Regions from separate parts of the Mus musculus genome. Here regions 2 and 3 are each linked to region 1. A link is a loop called in an ENCODE intact Hi-C map of the cell type or tissue named here. Cell type or tissue: heart. All regions are shown on one strand.

Region 1 (5,000 bases):
TGTGATTCCAGGGGTTATGCAGCCAGATTCATCGTCTTTCAACTTCGTTACTACTGTGTCCCCTTTGGAAGGCAGCACTGTTTATAGATGAATTACTTGCTTGGTCATCTAATCATATAGCTATTTTCGAAACTGTAGGCACAGTTCCCACTGTGCAGAGGTCAAGATGGTTAAGGAAAGACAGATGTCAAAGATCATTTCTTAAAAAGAGGGCAGCTACTCTACCAGGAATTTTCTCATGGCCGGTGTCAAGTTTCTGGGTTGGGTAATTACTCTTGGTTAAAAAAAAAAAATCGCTATTTTTGATAGTTGTACCTCTCCATTGCATAGACGAATTGCTCAGGAAGGCTAAGACAGTGTGTACGCTGTACACCCAAAACACTCACTATACAACAGATAGCTGGGTGCTAGCAGTGATTCTCACGTGTAATAGAGAGCAGCTATCCTAACAGAGGAAATATGAACGCAGTGGTTGGTGCAGGGAAAGCAACTGCGGGTATTTACTGAATCAATAAACACTAGCCACTCCCTTACTTCAGAAGATAAGTAGTTGGAAGGGGAAGATCAGATCCAGCTCAATATACCCCAATAACAAGCAGCTTCCTCCTTGGATAGGGTTAATAGTTGCTCAGGGGAAGATGGAAATCAATAACTATAATTGAAAGAAGACTTCACTAGGGCCAAAAGAGTGTCTGCATGTGTGTGGGAGGGAGGTAAACACCGGTTATAGGGTTTTCCCCAGACCCGCGCTCTGCTTCCAAATTGAGGCTTGTAGTACAGAAAGGGCTTTCCTCTCCCTGTCAGAGGCTGAACTAGGCAAGGTTCTCTCTTTTTTTCTTTTCTTTTTTGGCTCGCTGACAACTTTCGCCTCAGGGTTAATGACTAATCTGAATCGAGCGTTAGGTCATTTTGAAAATATGACTATTACATTATGTCAAAACACAACTCAAAGAGCTGCCATTCTGGTGTTATTAAACCGAAGAGTTGATACACTGTAGCGGCCTTGGAGCAGTGGCACACCGCCATCCATTTGTCCAAAACACACACAACTGGCCTACTTTAGGAAACTTAAAAGGCTGAATAGCTAAGGCGAGATTGCGACTCGAAGCTTTTAAAAACGAGAACAGACACATCTCAAACCAACACACAAAGACAAAAAAACCTGTTTACAGGATTCAGCTGCCACTAAGCTGGGACCTCTTCGGAGCCAAGCGGCTCTCCAGGACTCAGGCTGCAGCTCCAGCCCACCCCTTGAAGAGGAAAAGTAGATCCCTGGCGTCCGGAGCTGGGACGTAGGAGGGAAAGAAACCGGAGTCTACGTCATCGCGGCCCCGCCCCTCTCACGTGTTGCTCCCGCTCCGCCCCGCCCCCTCTCTTATTCCGGCAGCGCCGAGCGGAGCAGAAACTTTGCAACCCGAGCGCGCACGCTCCGCTTTTTTCCTCCGCCCGGGCGGCCCGCGACGGTGGCGCAGGAGGTGGGACCCACTGGCGGGAAGGCTCGAGGCGGGGGCGCACGCGGAGTGGGGACCTCGGGGACGGACACCGCTCGCAGGAGCCGCGGAGGGCCAGCCGACCTAGAAGTTCCCGGCCAGAAGAGTCCCACGCCAGGGCAGCCCCGGCCTGGGGTTTGAGGTTGCAACCTGCTCCCGCTGCTGCGGTGGTTGCGGAGAAGCAGCTGTAGCAGAGAGCGGCGTCGGGGGAACTGCATCTGGACAGCGGTAGCTGCGGGGAGCAGCCGTACGGGACATAGCTGTCCCGTGCGCAGAGACCCAGGGCCGCGCTTCCCTCGCAGAAACCGCAGCGCGATGGCCCGCTGACTGCGGCCATGCAGGCTTGAGCGGACTCCCGGCACACGCAGGGGACAACCACGGGCGCAGGCTGCAGGACTCCTGTCGATTGCCTAGCCCAGCGGACAGCGAAGCTGCTTACCATGGAGCCCGTGACCAAGTGGAGCCCCAAACAAGTGGTGGACTGGACTAGAGGTGAGCGAGCCGTGGAGGACCCCCGCGCCCTACAGCCGGGGAGATGGGGCGGGCCAAGAGTTGGGCACTGGAGTGCTCTGCCCCTCCTGCCGGCGACAAAGCAAACTTCTACTGAGCGGCTTGTGCGTCTCTTTCTGGTGCGCCTGCTCCGATCGGTTTCTTTCGGTGGGGGTGCGCGTTGACTGCAGCCGACTGGACACCTATATTTAAGTCAGGGAGCTATGGGATGGCCTTTCCGTGGAAGATTGGCTGGGAATGTGGGGCTTGGGATTTGGCGCCAGGGCACTCTCTCTGCCAGTTCGGGTACGGTGGACTTGCTGCCTGTAGCCAAGCGCAGAGGCACAAGGCGTCTTTGTGTGGGTGACTGCCCCTGGCCCTGGATCTAGTAAAGGCTGCGGGCCCAGAGCAGTTCGCGGGCGTGACCTGGCAGTTGGGCAGGTAGACGAAGGCTCCTGCGGCCAGCCCAGCCTGTTTGTTTGGGTTGGAGAGGGCGAACGGGCTTTCGCGCCTGCGAGGACCCTAGCGCCAGGACTCCCGCAGAGGCAGGGACTCAGCTCTGGAGGCGCCAGGACCCCCAAGGGCGCAGCGTTTTGAGGCCAGTTAAGCACTGAGAGGGAGCCGAGTGTCTGGACTACAGTCTGGTTCTGTACAGTACTCGGGAAGAGGAAACTCAGTGGGTGCTGGACGGTGTAGCAGGAGTGGAAGGGTCCCTGTTACTTTATCTTGTCTCTCCCGTGATTGCTAGGGATAGTTGCTAGAGTTACTCAGCTCTCTTTGACCTCTTTCAATAGTACAAAGTTTACCGAAATCAACCAGTGGAATCTCAGGGGTCCCACCTCCTCACTTCAACATCTGTTTCAAGTTATCCACCCCTGCTCCCAAACCCCCATTGGTCTTCCAGGTGAAGACTTGGCTAAGCACTCTCTCTCCCTTTGTTTTTGTTCGTCTCAGTAGACGTGAGTAGTCAGTGATGCTGGTGTGTTCAGATTATCTTTCAAGCTGCCCTACCCGTCTGTGACAATGGAAACCCCATCCTGTCATTTCTCAAGCCAGTGTCTTATATAGGTCACTGGAAAGGGGCTGTCCAGGTAGTGAAGAGTCTGGTGTATGTCTGATTATCCCTGGCTTCTGGAGGAAAACACAGAATACTGTCTTAGGAAGTAGGTTTTTTCTATCGGCCAGACTTTTCCAGGACTCTCAAAGTAAAGCCATGGGAAAAAGGATGACTACATAGGCCTGAGTGACTCTGGCTGAGTGAGCAGTAAAACATGGTTAGCAGCAGTAGACTTAAGTTATTTTAAGCCCCTTCCCTTAACTTGAAGTGTAACTTGTACTGAAGACGGTACCAGGTGCTCCAGCTAGCTTGCTGAGAGGAAGCAGATGGCTTGCTTGACTACCATGGAGGGGTCCTCAGAGCCTGCTGAGCCAGTAGCTACATTTACTCTCAAGTCCTTGACATGTGGCTGATTGTTATTGCCAGGTACTAGGTATGCAATGCACAGGGTGTCTGGAGACTCAGTGTGAAGAAGGAGTAGAAAATATTAACGATTTTCCTACTTATTACATATCGATGAGATGGTATTTTGAATAAAATATACTACTAAAATTAACTCCAACTGTTTACTTTTTATTTTCTGAATTAGGGCTTCTACGTTTAGTGGTAACATGGCTCAGGCTTATGGCTCATATTCTATCTTTGTTTATGGTACTGTTCTAGTCTCATGAAGAGGTGTCAGAGGATCACGCTGGCTTTCCTGTGGCTCTGCCAGACTTGATAAGGTAACAGAAAAATGGTTAACAGGCACACAGGAGAGAGAGAGAGGCCCTCTCTCCCCTTTGTTTTTTCCTTCATTTCTCTTAGAAGGGAGAAAAATGTTAATTCTCATCCTATTATTGTCATTGATTTAAAAGGAAGAAATGTTAAAACACATTTTGGGGTACCTTTGGCTTTAAGGCTTGGTTGAGGATACTTTCATCTAGGAAAACTCTTGTGCTGCCCTGAACGAGCAGTCGTGGTGGTCGAGCTCAGGACCCCGGATGTTCACTCATTTTAGGTTACATACTGTGATGGCAACATCCAAGATTGGCCTGGATGCTTTGCATTAGAATCTTTAAATACATACATACATACAAGAAGTAGGTAAGTTAAAAGGTGGAAATTATTTGTGTTTCGATCTCCAAATAAATAAATAAGTGTACTTGCTGAACTCTTGAATGGAAGAGGCCATGTTCTTCCAGCTTTCATGACTTATTACGTGAAGGTTTCTTGCTATCATGCTGCATGGGTACTGACCTTGTAATAAGTGGTTGACAGTTGTCTGCTTCGCGGGTTGTTTTTAGCTGTCTCTGCTAGTCTCTCAGCATGGCTCCCACTTTGTAAACTACATCCCCAGGAAAAGCAGCTTGTCCTACACATGTCACCCTTGCCGTTCTGTGACTGTCAGTGTGGCAGTGAGGAGCACTGTCAAAAGCACCAGCTATAATCAGCCACATCTATAGACCGTGCTTATGTCAATATTACAGAGCCATGTCCAGAATGCATGCACGGTGCTGGGTAAACACAACCCATCTGGCTTTTATTATTAACTTTTGGCTACATCATCGAGGGCTTTACCATGACATGAATAGGTGCCTAGTAAATATTAACAGTCTCAGGCACAGAGTTGGGTATTAGGTAAGCATCGGCTCATTTTAATATGTACTATCACCTCTGAGGCAGGAACCGCTATCTCATTCGCCACTTGAGAAAATCAAGGCATGGAGATGCTCAGCCGCTTGGTGAACAGTGTTTGACCAAGGTGCTTAGATGCTGTTTTATACATTTTCCCAGGATTTTCTTCCCAGGGCAATGCGCAGAACACACCAAGAACCTTTGGCACACTTAGGAGTAGGCCCACAGTGTCCTCATGATGTAATTTATTAATATCCTGTGCTGGTGGAGGAGCCATCAGCATACAAGTATGTTATTCTACATGGTCTCAGAAAGAAAACATGAGATGACAGGTATCCTATTTCATT
Region 2 (5,000 bases), 73 kb after region 1:
CTATAAAAATATGCAACACCATATAGATATTAGTGATGGGAGAAGCGGGCATGGAGAGAGGAAGTCTGGAAACAATGTGTTTGTTGCTTGATTTCCTTCCCAAGCTCTGAAAACCTGAAGCTTATTGCAAACGATACAACAACAAAAACTGATTTAGAGTATGTAGAATACTTATCCCCCTTGTCAGTATTTAGTATCTAAGAAAGCATGGGTGACCCCTACATGAATAAGCTGTTAGGTGGCTGGTGACTTCTTTGCTGCCAGTGGGGTTCCTTCCTGGCTTGTGCTTTACAGTGGTCATAAAAAGCCGTGCTTTTTAGGAAGTTGAAACTGTAGTGACATTCCTGCAGACCTTGGACACAGAGGCCCCGTGCCAGGTGTTCCTTGAGCAGGATTGTCACAGCAAGTGCTGGCCAGAGCCAGAGATTACACGTGAGGTGCCTTGCTCTACAAATGAGCTTTCGATAAACCTGGTTAATGATTGAACTTCCTCAATTCCAGGTCAAGGTTTTAAATGGCATCTGTGACAAAACAATGCGCTCTACTACAGACCCTGTTATGAGCCAGTGTGCCTGCCTGGAGGAAGTTCACTTACCAAATGTTAGACCCGGGGAAGGCCTGGTAAGCATTCTCTTGGTTTTCAGTACAGTATACTGGCATTTACTAAAGCATTAAACTGTGTCTTCCTGTTCTTACTGTAGCTCTGAATAATGGCGTGATATGATATGTATGATGGTGTGTCATATAGTTAGGGATTTGCCACCTTAGACTTTGTTAAGATGGTTATCTTTCAAGTATAAAAATAAATATAATTTTAAAAGTGTACCCTCTCATCTTAACAGATTCATTTTTAGGCCTTAGGAATGGAAGGGAATATAAAACGTTACCACAGAGGAGAGAGAGTCTGTGGGAACAAAACGTCTATTCTGGAAGTCTCTGTCAGCACTTAAGATGGGTGTGAGGAGAGGCTGGTGGAAGGAAATGACTCCTAGGAAAATTTCAAACTTTTTCCTCTGTCCTCGAGTAGGGTATAGAATAGCCAGCTCTCCGGATGCCTGCAGGCACCTTCTCACAAGGCAGCCGGAATCCCAGGTGGTTCATTTGCAGAGCTACAGAAAGCCATGAGGCTCATGGACCAGCTTAGAGCCTTGGAGTCAGAGAGCTTACAGTAGGCTTTCTCATAGGTAGGCCTGCTGAGTGAATGACTCTGGACTTTGATGCCAGGTGGCTGAGTGTAGAGCTTGTGTGAGGGGCGACTGTAGCTACTGTTGCCATTGCTGCTGCTAGTGATGGGCATAAAGCTGGAAGCAGAGTGACCGATGTATACATTGTAGCAGGGAATTTTAAGGCAGTCTCTTAAACAGGAAAGAAGAAAAGAAGTCCCTGTTAACAAGCCTAAATTTTCAGTGGTTAGTACACTGTGTAACTTGGCTTTCAAAGTAAAGGATGGATTTGTATAGTTTAAGTCTAAACCAGGAGGAATACCTGGATGTGCCAAGGATTGAATCAGATCCGTGCATGAGGGGGAGGAGACGGAATTCTCCTTTCTTACCATAGAGCTACCCCAGCAGTGACTGGGGGTGGGATGTGCAGTTCTGTGGGCAGAAGCACTCTTAAGTACAGATCGAAGGCCTTGGGAAGAATGGTGGGGACATTGAGGGGTGTAGGTTACAGAGCAGATTCAGCATAGATGTCGAGTAAAACTACTGTTTTCCCTGTGTGCTCCCCTCCACCCCCGTCTCGGTCTCCCTTCATCTCGTAATAGTTTAATAGGAACATTTATATTTGGGCTGTCGGACCATAGAGAGAATTGTCCACGGTATTGTCCAAGTTTGCCTAAAGGTGTCTCTTAGGAAAAGCGTATTCTTCCACCCTCTGGCTTTCCCTAGCACAGAGCAGTTCCACTTACTGATCCGATCTCCCAGTCGTCCTGGTTCACACGCTTCACCTGCAAGCCCCTTCTGCTTTACAATAGGCTCTCCTAAGTTGTCCCATGAGTACCACTGATTCCAGATGGGACCAACTGCATTGTTTCTCTGGGAAAAAGCAACAGTCACAGAAGAATAGCCCTTGTTTGTAATGCCTGGCTCCCTGAGCAGGTCTGAGAAAATTCCTCCATCCTAGAACTGTGGCAGAATCCTGTGTGCCCAGTACATAAGTTTGTTATAACATCAAAGAGTCACTTATCTACCTGTCTGATCTCATCTACATTCAGTTGCTTAGTGTTCTCTCTCTCCCTCTCTCCCCCTCCATCCCTCTCTCCCTGTCTCCCTCCTTCTCTCTCTCTCTCTAGACACACAAACACACAGACGCACACACACATATATTCTTTCTTCCTCTCTCCCTCTTTCCCTCTCTCTTCTTTCCCTCTCTCTCTCTCTCCCTCCCTTCCCTCTTTGGATTGAGTTTCCTGCTGTTACGGAAGCCTACACAGGCGCACAATGTTAAGTGTTTTAAAGTTCATGTCTCACGGCAGCTCGCCGTGAAAGCTGGAGTAGAGTTCCCATGTCGGTGCTTCTCCCTAGGGCATGTACATCAAGTCAACCTACGACGGACTGCATGTGATTACTGGAACCACAGAAAATGTAAGTGTGCATCCGTGAAGCGTACAAGCCCTGTGTGCTTAGACACCTTTGACAGAGCTCTGAGCTTTGGGGTTAAGTGTGTGCACGATGTTAGCGTGATGCTATCTGGTGTGAGAGCTGACAATGGCCGGTTGTATTTATCCCGTCAGCCGATTGGCTCTGAGCCTAGCCTTTAACGGCCCGGCTCCTGCTTCTTAACAGGCTGTTGTCAATTTATTATTTAAATTGCCCTTTATTGCTCTGGTTCTAGTGCCATGTCAAGTTTTTGTGTCTTTGTTTTCTTTCCTTATTATTTATTTATTTTGCCTTCACTCTTGTGCTAATTATTCCTCTTGCACCATAGAGGTGCGAATCCAAAAGTATAAAAATAATGTTCTCTCTGTTGTTGTGAGTCACTCACAGAAGAACTGGGGTTAGTGGGAATATGTAGTGCGTGCAGTGCGTGTCAGGTATGTTTCTGTACATGCTTGTGTGTGCACTCTCATGTGTATGGGTATGATTTGTGTGGAGGAGAGACACCCACACCGAGTGTTTTCCTCAGGTGCTCACCAGCACCTTATGCCTTGAGAGCAGATGTTTCCTTGAGCCTGGAGAGCACTGATTGGCTGGCCAGCAAGGCCCAGGATTTCTCCTCTTTCTGCCTCCATAGCTCTAGGGTTATAGGAGCATGCCACTGTGCCTAGCTTTTTAACCTGGGTGCTGGAGATCTGAAGTTAGGTCTCAGGTGTGCATAGCAAGCACTTTGCCCACCGAACCATCTCCCCAACCCGGGGCTTCCTCATTATCCTCTCAAACAGTGTGAGTTTGAAAAAAGCAGAGCTAGGTGACGATTTTTCTTGCAACCTGAACTATGGGTAGCTTTTGCATGACATTGGCATGACGCAAGGAGCATCTCACCAACTTTCCTGTGCTTGCAGAAAAGAAGCTTGTATCTGATCAAGGAGAAATTTGTCAGTAAACCCCCCCCCCCCATCTGCTCAGAGTGGTGAAAGTCTTGTAATTTGGTGGTTATGTTGTCCAGCTTGACCAGACCTTGGCAGTTCCAGACTCTCCCAGGTCTTCTTGAAGCCATATGACTCTTTGATAAATGTGTAGTGTGCTGGCGTGATGCTGCCGGAAGGCCTGGGTTGCTCTCGTCTTCTGTCCTTTTTGTTTGAAGAGTTGGATGGGAGACTAAACAGTGCTGCCTTTGAATAAGATTGCATGTCCATAAACAAGGACTCCTAGGCCATCTCTTATAAAATGATGCCCCAAATGAACCCTCAGTTCATCAAGGTTAAGATGATGGTGCTGATGAGTTAGATGTATTTATTTCCTCTGCAGATTACTACCAGAACCATAAACCTGGGTGGCAGACCTATGGTTTCTTTGCATATAGGCTGCTCTGGTGTTCTCATCCAGAACTGAAAAGAAACCACCTTAGAACAGAAGTGGCCATAATCAAGTTAAAGATTAAGAAAAGTAGGAAAAAAATGCTCATTTAATTCAATTTGGCAGCCCATTTAGACATTACCTATTCCTTTAGTTTTCACCACGCAGTTACTGAGGACCTGGAACTACTAGACCCCGGGCTGAGTCATGTAGCTGAGAAACAGTTACAATCTTATTTCTCAAGGGTGCGCTCAGGGTGCTCTACAGTGATCCATGGGTAGCTCCAGGCCAGCTCTTCAAGTGTCAGTGGAGTTAATTCTGACTTCCCTTAGAGGCTTTGGATAAAGGTGAGCAGTGGTGGTCAGAGATCACCCACTGCTTCTCTACTTAAGCTTGCTCCCAGCCTGCACTCCAGGTTGACAGAAAGCCAGCAGGTTCTTCTTAGCAGAGCCCTGCATTTTCTTAGATGCATGATGATGGTGCTGATGAGCATGTCCGCGGGGTCAGGCCTAACTTCAGGAGTCCACACACAGGTGCAGGAAGGAACACTCATTGTTTTAAAAGCAACTGAAGAGGAAGAGGCTCTGGGTTGGTGTCGTCCTCCCTGTGTTGAGCTGGATGCTATTCTTGGGGGAGGCTTTGCCTGTTCTTATGGCAACATACGAGATGCTTTTTAAAAAATACCCAGCATAGTTTTCTGAGCTTTCACCTGATGAGCCAAAGACAGCATTTCTGCAGTTTAACACCGCCTGCTAATTTCTTGTTGAGCCTGTCGCAGCAGCCAAGTGAGAAAAATCCAGCAAGTGTGTTTGAGTCTGGTTGCCTGGCCTCATGTTCAAAGGTGCTATTTTGCCCTCAGGTAACTGTAAACTGAAGTTTCACCCACTCATATACGTTACAAAATTAATTATAGTGACCTAGATAATGTTTAATTAGAAACCAGAGATTTATCTTTTCTGCTTCACTGTGTGAAATGTATTAAACAGAAAGTTTTCATTCACTCAGTGAACAAGAATGTTCTTGGCACCATGTTTGGCTTACATC
Region 3 (5,000 bases), 120 kb before region 1:
TTCTATGAGCACACTCCACTTTATTCATAGAGGCAGGGTCTCTTCCTGAACCTGAAACATTCAATTCCATCCAGTTTAGCTAGCCAGCTTGTGCCAGGGATCCAGCTCTGCTTCCAGGGTACCAAGATTTTAGGTGGCTGACACACCTGAATGACTTTTACCTGGGTTTTGGGGATTTGAACTCTGAACCTCATGCTTACAAATGCTTTCTCCACTGAGTCATCTCCTCAGCCCCACCATCAGTTATTGCTGATAATGGAACAACAGGACTTTCTTCAGATCTGCATTGTGTGTGGTAGATGGTGGGTGGGAGTTTGGCATTCATTTATATTTAAGGTATAGCTGGACTCTGAAGTTAGACCTTTACTAGGGGAATCAAAATCACTGTCCTACTCCACAAATCTGACTGACTTGTGTGTTTGACTGACAAAGTCAGGATTTACACAGAAAAGACAAAGGTGGCTCTCATAGATCTGAAGTCTTTATTTCACTTCTGACAAATGGCCTGCTCATGTGATAATTTTGTCATTGTTCAAGGAATAACCTCTTTCTTTGTTCATTTACAGACATCCGATTTACTTCCTGTCCCCACTCAAAATTCTGACTGTTTTTGGTGCACATTTGTGATCCCAGAGTTTGGGAGGCAGAGATAGTGTTATTCCTGAAAAATTACAGGAGAAAGACCCGTCTCACAATTTTGAGCCAAATTTGAAGCAAGTTTCAATTAAATGTTGGCCATGATGATAGACTCTGGCCATGTCCACTCTTGAGTTCCCTGGAAATGGCTGTGTCTCACGTTTTGTAAATGCTTAGAAGAGCAAAATTCTATGGCCCTCAACAGGACCAATCAGGAGCCAGGATAGATTCTGACATATTTCCTGCCCTTCCATTTCCCACCCACATCCAATCATTCATATCCGGTGCAAACAACATTGTTTAAGGGATCAAAAGTATATGGCTTGCTATTCCCCAAGAGCCACAGCCGCCAACATTCCAGGAAGCTATCTGTCCTTGGGCAAGTGGGGCTTACAGGTTAACATTGTCTCCTCCCATAGGAGGATTCCTGGGGTTCGATGGCCAGCCCACATACCTGAGCGGGTTGGTGATAACCCTGCCAATGAGGCCCTATTTCAAAAATCAAAGTAGAGTACTCCTGAGGAATGACAGCTGAAGTTTGCCCCCTGGCTCCCCCCATCCACACATGCACACATCCACACACATGCACACATCCACACACCCACACACATGCACACATCCACACACATGCACACATCCACACACATGCACCCATCCACATACATGCACCCATCCACACACATGCCCATGCCTCATGCACAACATGCACAGATACAGGTGGTGGCATTTCATTTGTTGTTTTGCTTTTTCGAAACAAGGTTTTTCTATGTAACCCTGGCTGTTCAAGAACTTGCTCTGTAGACCAGGCTGGCCTTGAACTTACAGATCCAGAGTGTTGTGACTCATCTGAACACCTGACTCCTGACATGTCCCCAGTGCGTGTCTAAGGAAGAGTCACTTCTCTACACTCCTTACAGACCGCATTGATGTAACGAGGTTTCATGCGAGGTAAATTAGTCTTTCCAATGGGACCTGTGAGTCCTAACTATGCCAGCACTCCCAACAGCAAGACACTAAGTTCACTCATCCTTGGTGGATGGGATTTTGCTCCTGGAGTGTCACCAAATTAAATAACCAGTGAGCAGAGTTGTGACGAGCATCAGGCTCTGGATTTAGGTGAGAGACCTTAGTGTATGTCTCCTGTAGGTCGCAGCTCCCTATGGATGAGTCAAGTGAAGGTCCTGAGACAACAAGTCCTCGGCTATGTGGGGGTGAGGGATGCAGCTGGAACCTCAGGGATCTCTGTAAGCAGTGGCATAAATGCTTGGCGGGAGAGAGCATGTTAGAGCTCACACGACATAGGAAGCCACTGAGACACTGTGGGTCCCCTTGGCACATCCAGATCTCCCCAGTTAACCTGTCCTGCTTAGACCACTTACCTGAATTGAATTGGGAGGAGAGAAAGAAGCCAGTTTCCCAGAGAGGGAAAAGGAAAAGCTCGACACTGTGGGCTCCTCACTTTCCTGTCTCAGGTGTGTCTGTGAGTTTCGGTGAGTGTCGTACAGGAAAGAGGGTGAAAACTCAGTCTGAGCTGTCATTCTTGCCAGCTATGTTGCTTTCCTGTCCTCTTTAGCTTATCTCAGGCAACCTATCTTATTTTGTTTGCTTTCAGAAGGCAAGCGATGTGTGTGTGTGTGTGTGTGTGTGTGTGTGTATGTGTGTGTGCGTGCGCGCGCGCGAGCACATGTGCATGCATGCGCACTCGTGTTTGCATAGACTCTCTTGGCAACAAAATAACGTTATATTTAAACATCCATTAAAATAATGCACTTAGCACAGCCTGCCCTGAGGGATGAACACTATTGTTAAAGAACTATTCCGCTAAGGCAGCAACCTCTGGATCTTCAGCATTCTGGCGCCATCTGCTGGTCATATAGATGTCTGCTGTGGAGACCTGGCCAACTTTGCTTTCTTCAAAAAGGCAACAGAAGGTAATCAGTTGAATGCCCACCATTAGGAAGGCGACCTCTAGTGCACAAACCTTGACATTTTCCCTTTTAATGGAATTTAACAGAAGTTCAGGATGTTCTTTGGGTAATTTACAATTAGGGGGCAAAAATCAAAAGTATTTCGAGCATATCAAAACTGTTAGCTATGAGCCAGGCGTGGTGGCACACACCTTTACTCCCAGCATTTGGGGGGCAGAGGCAGGTGGATCTGTGAGTTTGAGGCCAGCCTGGTCTACAGAGGGAGTCTCAGGACAGCCAGAGCTACACAGAAATAACCTGCCTAGAAAAACAAAACAAAACAAAACATCAAAACTCAAAACAAATAAAAAAAATAAAAAACCCAACCTAAACCAAATAACAAAACACTTCCAAAATGGTTAGCTATGCCCAACTCCTTTCACTCCAAGAAAATATCCTAACCATGTAAGAGAGCTAGCCTGTTGGTGGCAGCCAAGCCTGATGGTGGCAGACTAGATTGATGGTGCCAGACTACTTTATGGCTGTATCATTTTCCATTCATGTGTTGTGTTATACCTTCTTAAGAACACTAGACTCAGGACTGGGGAGATGGCTCAGCAGTTAAGAATCGGTGCTGTTAAGAGTGGGAGACAAGTTTGGTTCCCAGCTCCCACATTGGTCAGCTCACAGCCACCCGTAACTCTAAGATGGTACACACCTTTAATCCCAGGAGACAGAGGCAATCAGATCTGAGTTCAAGATTCAGCCTGAGACAGAGCATGTTCCAAATTCAGGCATGGTGGGTCATACCTTTAATATGGGACATACCTTCTGCTGGAGGCCTACCTAAGGACAACGGAGAAAGGAAGTATTCGTTCTTCTCCTGCTTGCACTTACTTGCCAGCGCATCTACTGGAACCCACTTCTTCAGGATTCCAGCTTATACAGGAGACCAGCTGAAATATCCAGCCTCTCGGGACTGAACAAGTACTAGAGTCTCAGACTTCCCATTCACAGCTGCCCATTGTTGGTTGGTTGTACTACAGACTGTAAGTCATTGTAATAATTTCCCTTAATATATAGAGACATTATATAAGTTCTGTGACTCTAGAGAACCCTGACTAGTACACGTGGCTAACTAGAAAGCTCTGGTATGTGCTTACTTAATGCTGAGGTTTTAGGCATGGCCACGGTGCTCTGCTTCTTATGTGGGTGCTGGGAATGCAGACTCAGGTCCTCATGTGTATGCAGCAAACACTTCATACACTCAGCTGCTTCCCTAACCCTATGCTTGTGTCTTATTACTAACTTGTGAAAAGCTTTGAGTTTATTTTCTATGTTTTCAACCACTTTCTTGAGTATGCTCAGCTCGTGGCTTTAAACTGGATTTCCCCCTAATATGTAATGACTATAAGTATTCCTTAAATAGGACACACTTTTGTTATACTTTTTGTTATCATATAAAATATTTCAAAAAAATTTTTTTGCTATTTTTATCTTTGAGCCATTGGTCATTTTGACGTGTATCTCTTGATTTTTATAGATGGTAATATTTTATGTATTGCTAGCCAATCTCGTTTTCTTGTTTGCTTGCTTGTTTGTTTTGGTCAATGCAGCCTGTACCCTTTGGTGAGAATTTTTGTTTCAGTGTTAAAAGTTTGGGGAGCATAAAACTCTAAATCTGCTAAATGTCTTGTCCCTTTGGAAAGAGTTGAAGTTCCCTCCATAATTCCTTCCTCCCACCCCCACATCCCATGTCCACCCTGAGTTTCAGGGGCAGCTCGCTGTTAGCAGCTAAGGCATGGTGTCTCTCACTTGGGATGCTTTATAGTGGAAATGGAAAGCAATTTATTTAGATCTTAAATCATTTTGAAGGTTAATAAAATGACCATATTAATATTCCCATGAACAAAGCCTTCATTTTTAAAATATTGCATCCTATAATACACATAAATCTTGTTCTCGTTTTTATTTTTTTATTTATTTATTTTTTTTTCTTTCCATTTTTTATTAGGTATTTAGCTCATTTACATTTCCAATGCTATACCAAAAGTCCCCCATACCCACCCACCCCCACTCCCCTACCCGCCCACTCCCCCTTTTTGGCCCTGGCGTTCCCCTGTTCTGGGGCATATAAAGTTTGTGTGTCCAATGGGCCTCTCTTTCCAGTGATGGCCGACTAGGCCATCTTTTGATACATATGCAGCTAGAGTCAAGAGCTCCGGGGTACTGGTTAGTTCATAATGTTGATCCACCTATAGGGTTGCAGATCCCTTTAGCTCCTTGGGTACTTTCTCTAGCTCCCCCATTGGGAGCCCTGTGATCCATCCATTAGCTGACTGTGGGCATCCACTTCTGTGTTTGCTAGGCCCCGGCATAGTCTCACAAGAGACAGCTACATCTGGGTCCTTTCGATAAGATCTTGCTAGTGTATGCAATGGTGTCAGCGTTTGGATG

The links. Peaks named below come from ENCODE experiments on the same cell type or tissue, not always from the same donor. Only the 100,000 strongest peaks of a DNase experiment are listed, where the experiment ranks them.
Region 2: it touches region 1 in a loop (3-fold over the local background); 6 of 42 quality-filtered maps call a loop at or near these places.
Region 3: it touches region 1 in a loop (2.4-fold over the local background); 3 of 42 quality-filtered maps call a loop at or near these places.

What each region holds. Positions count from the first base shown.
Region 1 is chr10:7,208,614-7,213,613 of GRCm38, reverse strand. It overlaps Cnksr3 (Cnksr family member 3), which reads left to right and starts at 1,377. Exons shown (of 13, transcript NM_172546.2): 1 at 1,377-1,982. The coding sequence starts at 1,931. In heart, a CTCF peak has its summit at 2,081; DNase peaks (open chromatin) are centred at 793, 1,343 and 2,073; H3K4me3 peaks cover 3,241 bases; H3K27ac peaks cover 2,542 bases.
Region 2 is chr10:7,135,940-7,140,939 of GRCm38, reverse strand. It overlaps Cnksr3 (Cnksr family member 3), which reads left to right. Exons shown (of 13, transcript NM_172546.2): 6 at 502-621; 7 at 2,526-2,585. Among named protein-coding and RNA genes, the nearest start is that of Cnksr3, 74 kb to the left of the region's middle. In heart, no CTCF peak of the experiment used is centred here; no DNase peak of the experiment used is centred here.
Region 3 is chr10:7,331,056-7,336,055 of GRCm38, reverse strand. No RefSeq gene overlaps it. Among named protein-coding and RNA genes, the nearest start is that of Cnksr3, 120 kb to the right of the region's middle. In heart, a CTCF peak has its summit at 2,517 (motif pointing left); a DNase peak (open chromatin) is centred at 2,505.